Linked DNA regions of Homo sapiens: region 2 is linked to region 1. A link is a contact called in ENCODE Hi-C or POLR2A ChIA-PET data. All regions are on one chromosome and are shown on one strand. Each heading gives the region's core, a stretch centred on a gene start or an enhancer-like site at or near the end of the contact. The rest is flanking DNA. Distances are from core to core; before and after follow the strand shown. Region 1 holds the start of MORC4 (MORC family CW-type zinc finger 4). Region 2 holds the start of CLDN2 (claudin 2).

The links. Hi-C counts contacts between places; a loop is a spot of excess contacts on that map. ChIA-PET counts read pairs that join two places held with the same protein, here RNA polymerase II (POLR2A). Pooled maps may share reads with other maps.
Region 2: POLR2A ChIA-PET joins it to region 1 with 9 read pairs in H1. The contact joins the promoter of CLDN2 here to the promoter of MORC4 in region 1. A Hi-C loop is called at or near these places in 1 of 50 pooled maps. POLR2A ChIA-PET finds 5 or more read pairs at or near these places in 5 of 52 experiments (BJ, H1, IMR-90 and 2 more).

The regions. Positions count from the first base shown.
Region 1 is chrX:106,998,362-107,002,826 of GRCh38, forward strand. MORC4 (MORC family CW-type zinc finger 4) reads right to left here and starts at 1,851. Exons shown (of 17, transcript NM_024657.5): 1 at 1,507-1,851; 2 at 1,316-1,388. The coding sequence starts at 1,608. RefSeq lists silencers at 1,616-1,825, 1,836-1,915.
Region 2 is chrX:106,918,650-106,923,114 of GRCh38, forward strand. It overlaps CLDN2 (claudin 2), which reads left to right and starts at 1,753. Exons shown (of 2, transcript NM_020384.4): 1 at 1,753-1,902.

The DNA of each region.
Region 1 (4,465 bases), core at 601-3,100:
CCAAAATCACAAATATCCAAAATTACAAATTGGAAACTCATTAAATCACCTGGAAAGTACAGTAAGCACAGCACAGGTATATCACGTTCTGCACCGTGCCAACCATGAGAGAACAATACATTTCGCTTTCCCATCCCCCACTATGTAAATCACTACTTTTTGCTCCCTTGTAGTCTTTCTTGTAAATTACATACTTAACTTGGATTGTATTCCATTCTGCAGAGGTTCAGTGCACAGCCCCAAGGCACAGTACCAAACCTCAAAGATACAGTCCCTCTGCTCTAGGGTTCCAAACGTATCAATTCCACTTTTTGCCTTTCACCTTCTAATTAAATTACACATATTGTAAAGCATTCCGTGTTATGGTTAATCATCAAAGGTCTCTATCATTCTTATCACCCTTCCAAGTAAGTCCCCTGCTACCCATTGACTTCTTACCCAAGATAACTCTCATGGCATGGCCACAGCGACTGCTTAAGTAGAGACCGGGGTTCATTTGGGGAGCTTTGAAAACATTTTCAAGAGTTTGTTCTGTGCAACCTTGCCCATAAACACTTCTTCCTTCTTTCGATTTTCAAAGCATGTATAATGCGCCCTGTATGCTGCTGCGTTTTGTGCAGGACTGCGTTTCTTCTTTGCTTTCCACACAGTAGCACACTACTGCAAAAACTGGTGTAATTGGCTTGAAGGGATCAACTGAAAACACTTTAAAAGCAAACACCGGTGGAGCGAGAGGTTAAGTCCTCAATATTCATTCCAGCGGTGTGAGGGCGCTCGTGGACCACGGACCCAGCCCTCCGCAGTAGCAGGGAGCCAAATGCACTCGTGTCATCTCTTAAGAGATGTCCCATCATTCCTAACTTTTCTTGTCTCAAAAGTTAAGGAACTCCGCTTTCCAGACCTTTCCCCAGGACCCGCCTCGGTCCTCTACGCCCCTTTGCTAGCTAGGCATCCTCCGTCGGTCGCCAGCCCCTGCGGACCCAGCTGCCTCAGGGCCCGAGGTTTTTATGCATCTCCTTTTGATTACTAACTAAGCTATCCTAAAGTGCCCGAACGTCACGAGCGCGAGAGAAAAACCACACTGGTGTCTTTAACGCTTCAGACACACCTCGTTTCCTCCGTTTTATGAGCGGAACCTAGTTCCTGGCGAGAGAGCCATCCCCCTCCTCCGCCTGCGGAGCCGGGGCCGGTTCCGAGGCCCCCACCCCAGCCCCGGCCCGCCCCGCGCGGCTCTGCGCATTCCTCTCGCGTCCGCGGCACCACGCTGGCACCACTGCCTCGGGCGAACACGGCCGGGCCCGCCCTCGCCACTCACCTAGCAGCTCCGCGATGGCACTGAAGGGTCGCGTGTGGCTGCTGGAGTTGCTCTGGAGGTAGCGGGGGCTCATCTGGGGGCGAGAGAAGGTCCCGACCCGCGTGAGGCCTCGGCCCGCCGGGCCCTCCCCGCGCGCCCCCCGCAGCCCAGGGGCCCGCGCGCGCGTCCGCCCCCTCGGGCCCCGGACCTACCGTGCTCAGGCGGATCCCGAAGGCCTGCGGGCCGCCGCCGGGCCGGGCCAGCCCGCAGCCCGGCGCGCCAGGGCCGGCGGGGGCCCCTCGGTACAGGAGCATTTTTTTGGCCGCCACGGTACCCGTCTGCTGCCGCCGGACCCCTGGCCCGGCGGTCCGGGACTAGCCCTCGCTCACTTCCACTCGCAGCTGGCGGCGACCGTCCGGGACCGGCCCTCCCTCGCTCCCACTCGCAGCTGGCGGAGGCGGAGCGCGCTCCAGCCACCTGTCCCGGGCGGGAGGGGTGAGGCCGGCTGAGGCAAGCGGCGGCTCCGCCCTGTCAGCACCTCTACCGACCCGGCGACTGCCCGGGCTGCCTCTGGGCCGTACAGAAATATGGCGACCTCCTGACAGCCGCTCCTTGATCCCCGCCCCTAATTAATTATTGGCGTATGCCATAGGCCAGGCCGCCGAGCGGGAAAGCGCGGGGGGCGGGGGTGGCGCGTGGGGAGGGGCGTGAATGAAGCAAGAGGAGGGAGAGCATGTATGGGATTTCTGGAACCTAGTCCCGCTTAGGCTGCATGACTAACAGGCAAGATAAGACAAGTCTTTCAAGTTCTAAAGACTACAGTGTTGCTATCTGGGAAGATAGCAAGCTCGCCTGATGGGAAAACATTCTACCTACTCTGCCTCAAATGCCTCCAGAAGCACCCAGAACTTTCTGGAAGGCAATTAGCAAACTATCTCCAAAGTCTTGCTAGCATGCAGGGACGGTGTTTCTAAAAGGAGAAATTGGATTCACTTAAATACCGCCAAGTAGGGGATTGGTCGAGTTATGAAGTATGCATAAAATGAAATACCATCCAGTTCTTGAAGGCCATGTTTGTAGATAAGTATGTGTTGATGTAGAAAAATATTCATGAAGGAATGAAGAAAACAAGGAGTTACAACATATTGTGGAACGCATGATGCCTTTTCTATTGGAAAAACAAATATATATGTATACATATATACATATATATATATGCATGCATACACACATATACACATACATACATACATATATATATACACACACACACACACAACGAAAACCACTTGATATACACCAAGATGATATCTCTGGGTCTGGAACTAGACACTTTTTCCTTTTTTCTTACCTGTGTTTTCTAATATACTATAAATATACACTGATAATAGAAAAACAGATTCATTAAAAACATATGTAATGTTCTATGGCATGAATGAACTATAATTTATTTGACCATTCCTTTATGGTAATTTAGGTTGTCCTCTTTTTTTAATTTTGACAATACAAAAAATGCTCCTTCACACACTCGTGTACAGGTCATTAATTTCTGATACTGTTATCTCCACAGAATGAATTCCAAAAGATGAGACTGCTGCATCTAATAGCATGTGCATGGTTTAATCTTAATAAATACTGTAAGATAGGCAATTTGCCCTCCCAGCAACAATCAGTGCTCTTTTGTCATGTTCATAGCACTAGATGGTCCCAATCTTTTAACTTTTTGATAGTCTTTTCAATAAAAAATAGTATCTCCTTATTGTTTTAATTTGCATTTTCCTGACTACCAGTAAGGCTGAATATCTTTTCAAATGTTTAGTATACATTTGCATCTCCTCTTCTACAAATGCCTGTTTATGTCCTTTGAGCATCATTTTTTACCCCCATTGGGTGCTTTACATTTGTCTGTTTTTTAGTTATCTTTTCTTCAATTTTTTAAAATACACAAAAGTACAGAAAACAATATAATGAATCCCATGTACTTATTACTCAGATGCAGTAATTATCAAGACTGCCACACCTGCTGCAATGGACTGAACATTTGTGCCCCGCCAAAATTTGTATGTTGAAATCCTAACTCCCAATATGATGGTATTAGGTATTGGGATTAGGAGTTGGGGCCTTTGCCAAGTAATTAGGTCATAAGGGTGGAACCCTCATGATGGGATTAGTGCCTCATAAAAAGGACCCCAGAAAGCTCTCTCATCCTCTTTCTTCCATGAGGACTCAAGAAAGGGTCTGAATTCTGCAACCCAGAAGAGAGACCGTACCAGAACCTGATCATCTGCTGTTAATACGCAACCTAGTCTATGGTACTTTGTTAACAGCAGCCAGATCTGACTAAGGCACTTGTTTTCTATATCCCTTTTCTTCTTTTTCTTTTTCTTTTCTTTTTTTTTTTTTTCCATTTCTGTAAGCTGTGAGCATTTCAGGGCAAATCTCAAACATCATGCCATTTTATTTTACATACTTCAGTGTTCTTTAGAAACATGGACATTTTCTAACAAACATAACCACCATGCCACTTTTATACCAAACAAAATTTATACTAATTCTTTGTTGTCTTCTAATACCCAGACTTTTTTTTTTTTTTTTTTTTTTTTGAGACAGGGCCTTGCTGTGTCACCCAGGCTTTAGTGCAGTGGTACGATCTTGGCTCACTGCAGCCTTGACCTCCTGGGACCAAGCAATCCTCCCAACTCAGCTTCCTGAGTAGCTGGGGCTACAGGCACATGCCATCACACCCAGGTCATTTTTTTACTTTTTATATTTTCTAGAGACGAGGTTTTGCCACGTTGCCCAGGCTGGTCTCAAGCTCCTGGGCTCATGCAATCTACCTGATTTGGCCTCCCAAAGTGCTGGGATTACAGGCGCAAGCCACTTTGCTTGGCCCAGTCCATATTCAGATTTCCCCCAATTGTCTCGGAAATGTCTGCTTACAGTTGGTTTGTTTAAATCTAGACTCCAAGTGCACACATTGCACGTGGTTATGTGTCTTAAATCCATTTCAATCTAAAAGTCTCCCCTCTCTTTTTTTTTTATTCATGTTATTGATTTTTTTTTTTTTTTTTTTTGTAGAGATGGGTTCTCCCCATGTTGCCCAGGCTGCTCTTGGACTCCTGGGCTCAAGTGATCCTCCCACCTCGGCCTCCCAAAGTGCTGGGATTACAC
Region 2 (4,465 bases), core at 503-3,002, 80 kb before region 1:
ACAGTGAGACCATGGATAGGAAACACCTCAGCACAGTGCCTGGCACCTAGCAAGTGTTCAATGAACCGTGGCCTTATCATTTGTACATGGGAATCCTTGGGAGGGAGTTGGTGTTGTACACTGCAAAGTTTGCCAAGCTAGATATCTACAGACCTAGATTCCAAGTCTAACTATTACTGCTCAACTTGGGATGTTGGGCAACTCTTTTCATCTCATTGGGCCGAGGTTTCCTCATCTGGAAATAGTAATGGCTGTCTTATTTTTGTAACATGTTGTATTGGCCTTTAAAACATGCACACTCTTTCACCTAGCAATTCTATTCTTAAGACTTTGTCAGTATTATGTGCAAAGATGCTGGGTTATAGTGAAAATGAAAATAACAAAACGTCTAGTAGTTTACGATTAAATAAATCATATTTTATATGATAGAATGCAGTGCAGCCATGACAGAATGATGTAGTTCTGTGTTTTAATTGACATGGAAATAGGTCCACGATATGTTATTTACAAATGATGTAAGGTTACATAAACTGTAGGTATAGTGTGATTCAATTTTATAAAACAAATCCCATCGATATCTTCTACAATACATCAAAATGTTAGCAATGATTATTTCTGGCTGGTGGCATTATGAGGACCTCTATTTTCTTCTTTATAATTCATTTTCTGAATTCTTTTCAATAGCATCTAGTATTTTTCTACTTAGAAAAAACTAGAAAGCTTTTTTGCGTTGGGAGAGTAAAGCCAGTCACTGCGCTCTACTACTCCACAGCATGTTTTTTTGTTTGTTTGTTTTGGTTTGGTTTTATTTCTGTTGTTGTTTGGGTTTTTGTTTGTTTGCTTTGCTTTTTTGAGATGGAGTCTCACTCTGTCACCCAGGCTGGAGTGCAGTGGTATGATCTCGGCTCATTGCAACCTCCGCCTCCTGGGTCCAAGTGATTCTCCTGCCTCAGCTTCCCGTGTAGCTGGGACTACAGGTGCGCACCACCACATCCAGCTAATTTTTGTATTTTTAGTAGAGACAAGGTTTAACCGCGTTGGCCAGGCTGTTTTCGAACTCCTGACCTCAGGTGATCCACCCGCCTCGGCCTCCCAAAGTGCTGGGATTACAGGCGTGAGCCACTGCACACGGCCTTCACAGCACTTTTGAGAGGCTTAAATGACATAGTGCATGGCACTGCCATGTGTGGTAAAAAGGAGAGCCCTGTCCTTATGCTGGCCTACTCAGTTCCACCTTGTAGGACCTGCTCTTTGAACTCAGAGTCTGAACCTACAGTACCCATGTTTGCCCTTGAGCCTTGGGACCAACCTTAGGGGTGGGGTAGGGCTGAGGGCCTGCCAGAGAATCAAGCTGAGTAGAAAAGTCTATGGAGCTGCAGGCCATGCAGGGCTGCTTGGGCACTGGCTCACCAGGGCTGTGTTTATGCAGCTTACTCCCTGCTGGGCTTCAGGGCTGCTAGCCAGGGACACCTAATTGGTGGGACAGAGCCCCCTCCTCTCACCACCCTCAAAGCTGGAATGTTCTGAATTCCTTCTTGGGCCAAATCCCCCTCCCCACAAGGCCTCTCCTGGGTTCACAGAGGTCACCACACAAAAGCCCAGCTGGAGTGGAGTTTTTGACAGAAAAAAAAAAACACACACAGAAAACCCACCAAACCTTTTTTTTTTTTTTTCTAAAGTGCCTCAATCTTTCCCAGCCTCCAGGGGTTTAATTCTGATCTGTAATAAGTCTCTGACCCACGGCTCAGATTTGCAGATGGATTTTGCAAAGCTGTGGTTAACGATTAGAAATCCTTTATCACCTCAGCCCGTGGCCCCTTGTACTTCGCTCCCCTCCCTCAGGATCCCTTTCTCCCTCTCCAGGGGCATCTCCCCCTCCAAGGCTCTGCAAAGAACTGCCCTGTAAGTATCTCCATCCTGATATAGTTGCTGCCTTTTAAATTCACCGAGGTGGGCACTCTTCCTTCCTAGTCACTATCCATTCACCCCATGGTGGAGCCAGGCTGGGCCACCTTGGGTTTCTGAGTGAAGGGTATGGGAGGGGAAACTCCGGTGGCATTTGGGTTGGTGGTATTTGTTCCCTCAAAGCTATCACAAAGGTTCAAATCTTTAAAACTTCAGGACCAGAGAAAGCACTCTCCAAATCAGATATTTTCTGGTTTGGGGGCTTAAAAGGACTGGGATAAAAATTGGAGGAAGGGAGCCACAGTTTACCCCTCTGCCTAAGTGTAGGGGACTGAGGAGTGGCAGAAGGGGCACTCCCTCACAGCCAGCTCCAGTGCCCTCCTTGGCATGAAGGCTCAGGGAGGTAGCAGAAGGTGGGTTCCTAAGTGAAGTCATAAAGTTTCCCCATGAGGTCCTTCAAGGACTCTCCCTCACTGGTCTGCAAGTCTGTCATTAGAAATTCCTTCTTTCGACTGAGGTATTACTCTCTTCAAGTGCCCTCTTTGAAAATGCAGTTGGAACCAAAACATTCACAGCACTTATGGCCGGGGAGATCGTAGGCGATTTTTGTTTTCTAAATTCTGCCTTTCTGTGTTTTCCAGTGTTCTAAAGTGAGAATGCTTTACTTTGATGATCAGGACAAAAATCAACTTCTTTTTCAAACAATAAGAAAATCTCTCAATCCAGTTGCAATTCTCTGAACTGCCATCAATCAATTGATGTAGAAGGAAAGATGAACTGCTCTAAGGACAAACTTTCAAGAAAGTAGGGCCTCAAGGGAATGGCTTTGCCACCTACTAGTGCCCTTGGCAGCTGGAAGTGAGTTTCAGAGAAGGGGGCAAGTGTCTCAGATTCTTATGAGGGGCAGTGAGATCAAGGGATATAGAAATGAGGCTGACTGACAGAAGAGGGCTGTGGTGGCCATCATCACCCCCAGAAGGCCACATCAGTTCCTTCCTTGAGCCTGGGAACCCCAAGTGCCCTGTCCCATGTAGTCTTAGGAGGGTACTGCCAAAGAAAGAGTACCATGCACAAGACTCTTGGAGCAAGAGATGGGGAGAATAGCAGGGAAAGTACCTAGGTGAGAAGGGGTTAAGTCAGGAGCTGCGGTCAATCTTGACCCTCCTAATCCTCTCCTGCAGCTCCAATCTCCCCACTAGGGAAGATTAAGTAAGGATCCTAAGTTAAACTTTCTTGCCCAGTCCTTGGGCCATGGAGTATGTTGGCCCTATGCCCAGAAGACAAATTCAGCTGACAAGGCCTAGAGTCCTCTGTACCTCCAACGCAGCCAGTACTTGACTTCTAGGAGGATCCCTCAAAGAGAGGCTTCTATTAAAACTGGCTGCTTCTAATAACAGCTCTTCAGTCTTCTATATTTGTCAAAGTGGCTTCCTGTCCCCATGCCTTTATTTGAGACTAAAAATCTTGGAGATGACAAACTAGGGCCTAGAGAAGCTATAGGACTTCCTCAGCAGGTTCTAGGCAGAACTGACACAACAAGAAGCTAGATCTTTTGATTCTAACACCAGGACCCTGTCTGCCCTCACCTCTACTGCTCATCAGACAAACAAAAACCTGGCTGAATCCAGCCTGTCTCACCACCCAACCATTCGCCATTTAGCTGGTCTTCCTAACTCTGGTGGAAAGCTGAACCCCCCCTCCATGGGGCCATTTCTATCACTTGAATAAGCTCCAATAACTTGTTCTTCCTCCTGCCTGGGCATGCTGCTATGCCAAGTCAGACTCTAGAGATTCCAAGCCTCAGTAATGGCATTTTCTTGACTCTGCCCTCTCCCTCACCCCAAAACACTTGCCTACTTACTACTACTTAGGACAGGCTCTGGGGAGAGGCTTTCCTCTTGGGGACACTGTTGATTCCCTTGGGAAACTCAAGCTTGACTCTTCAGCTGCCATCCCAGGAAGGCTGAAGCAGGAGCTGCTCCTCTGGGAAGCAGTAGGTCTTCCCCTTGAAAACCTCAAGGTATCTCACCAATTCTCACTGAAAGCTCAGATACAAATAGGAGGAAGAAAGGAAAAGTATTGAACCCAGCCTGGGTGAGGAGCAGGGAGGGCCCAAGGATGGTTTCAAGGCAAGGATGCATCCTCAAAGATGATTTGCAATTATCCAAGCAAATGGTGGATGGTAGAATAGCATGCTTACGGGCTTGGAGACAGAGAGAAAGGCAGTCAGAGAAATTCAAGTGCTTAGGTTTGGCTGGATCATATGTGTATGTATAGGAGCATAAAGCATGAGGTTGGAGGTTAATGGTGTGAGATGAGGCTGTGAAGAAAAGCCGGGGTGAAATAATGGAGGGCTTTCTTGGTTTCCTGGGCTAGCAAGTTTGAACTTCATCCTGAAATACTTAAGAGCTCTGAAGATTTTTTTTTTTTTTTTTTTTTGAGACAAAGTTTTGCTCTATCGCTCAGGCTGGAGTGCAGTGGCACAATCTCGGCTCACTGCAACCTCCACCTCCCGGTTCCAGCGATTCTCCTGCCTCAGCCTCCCTAGTAGCTGGGATTA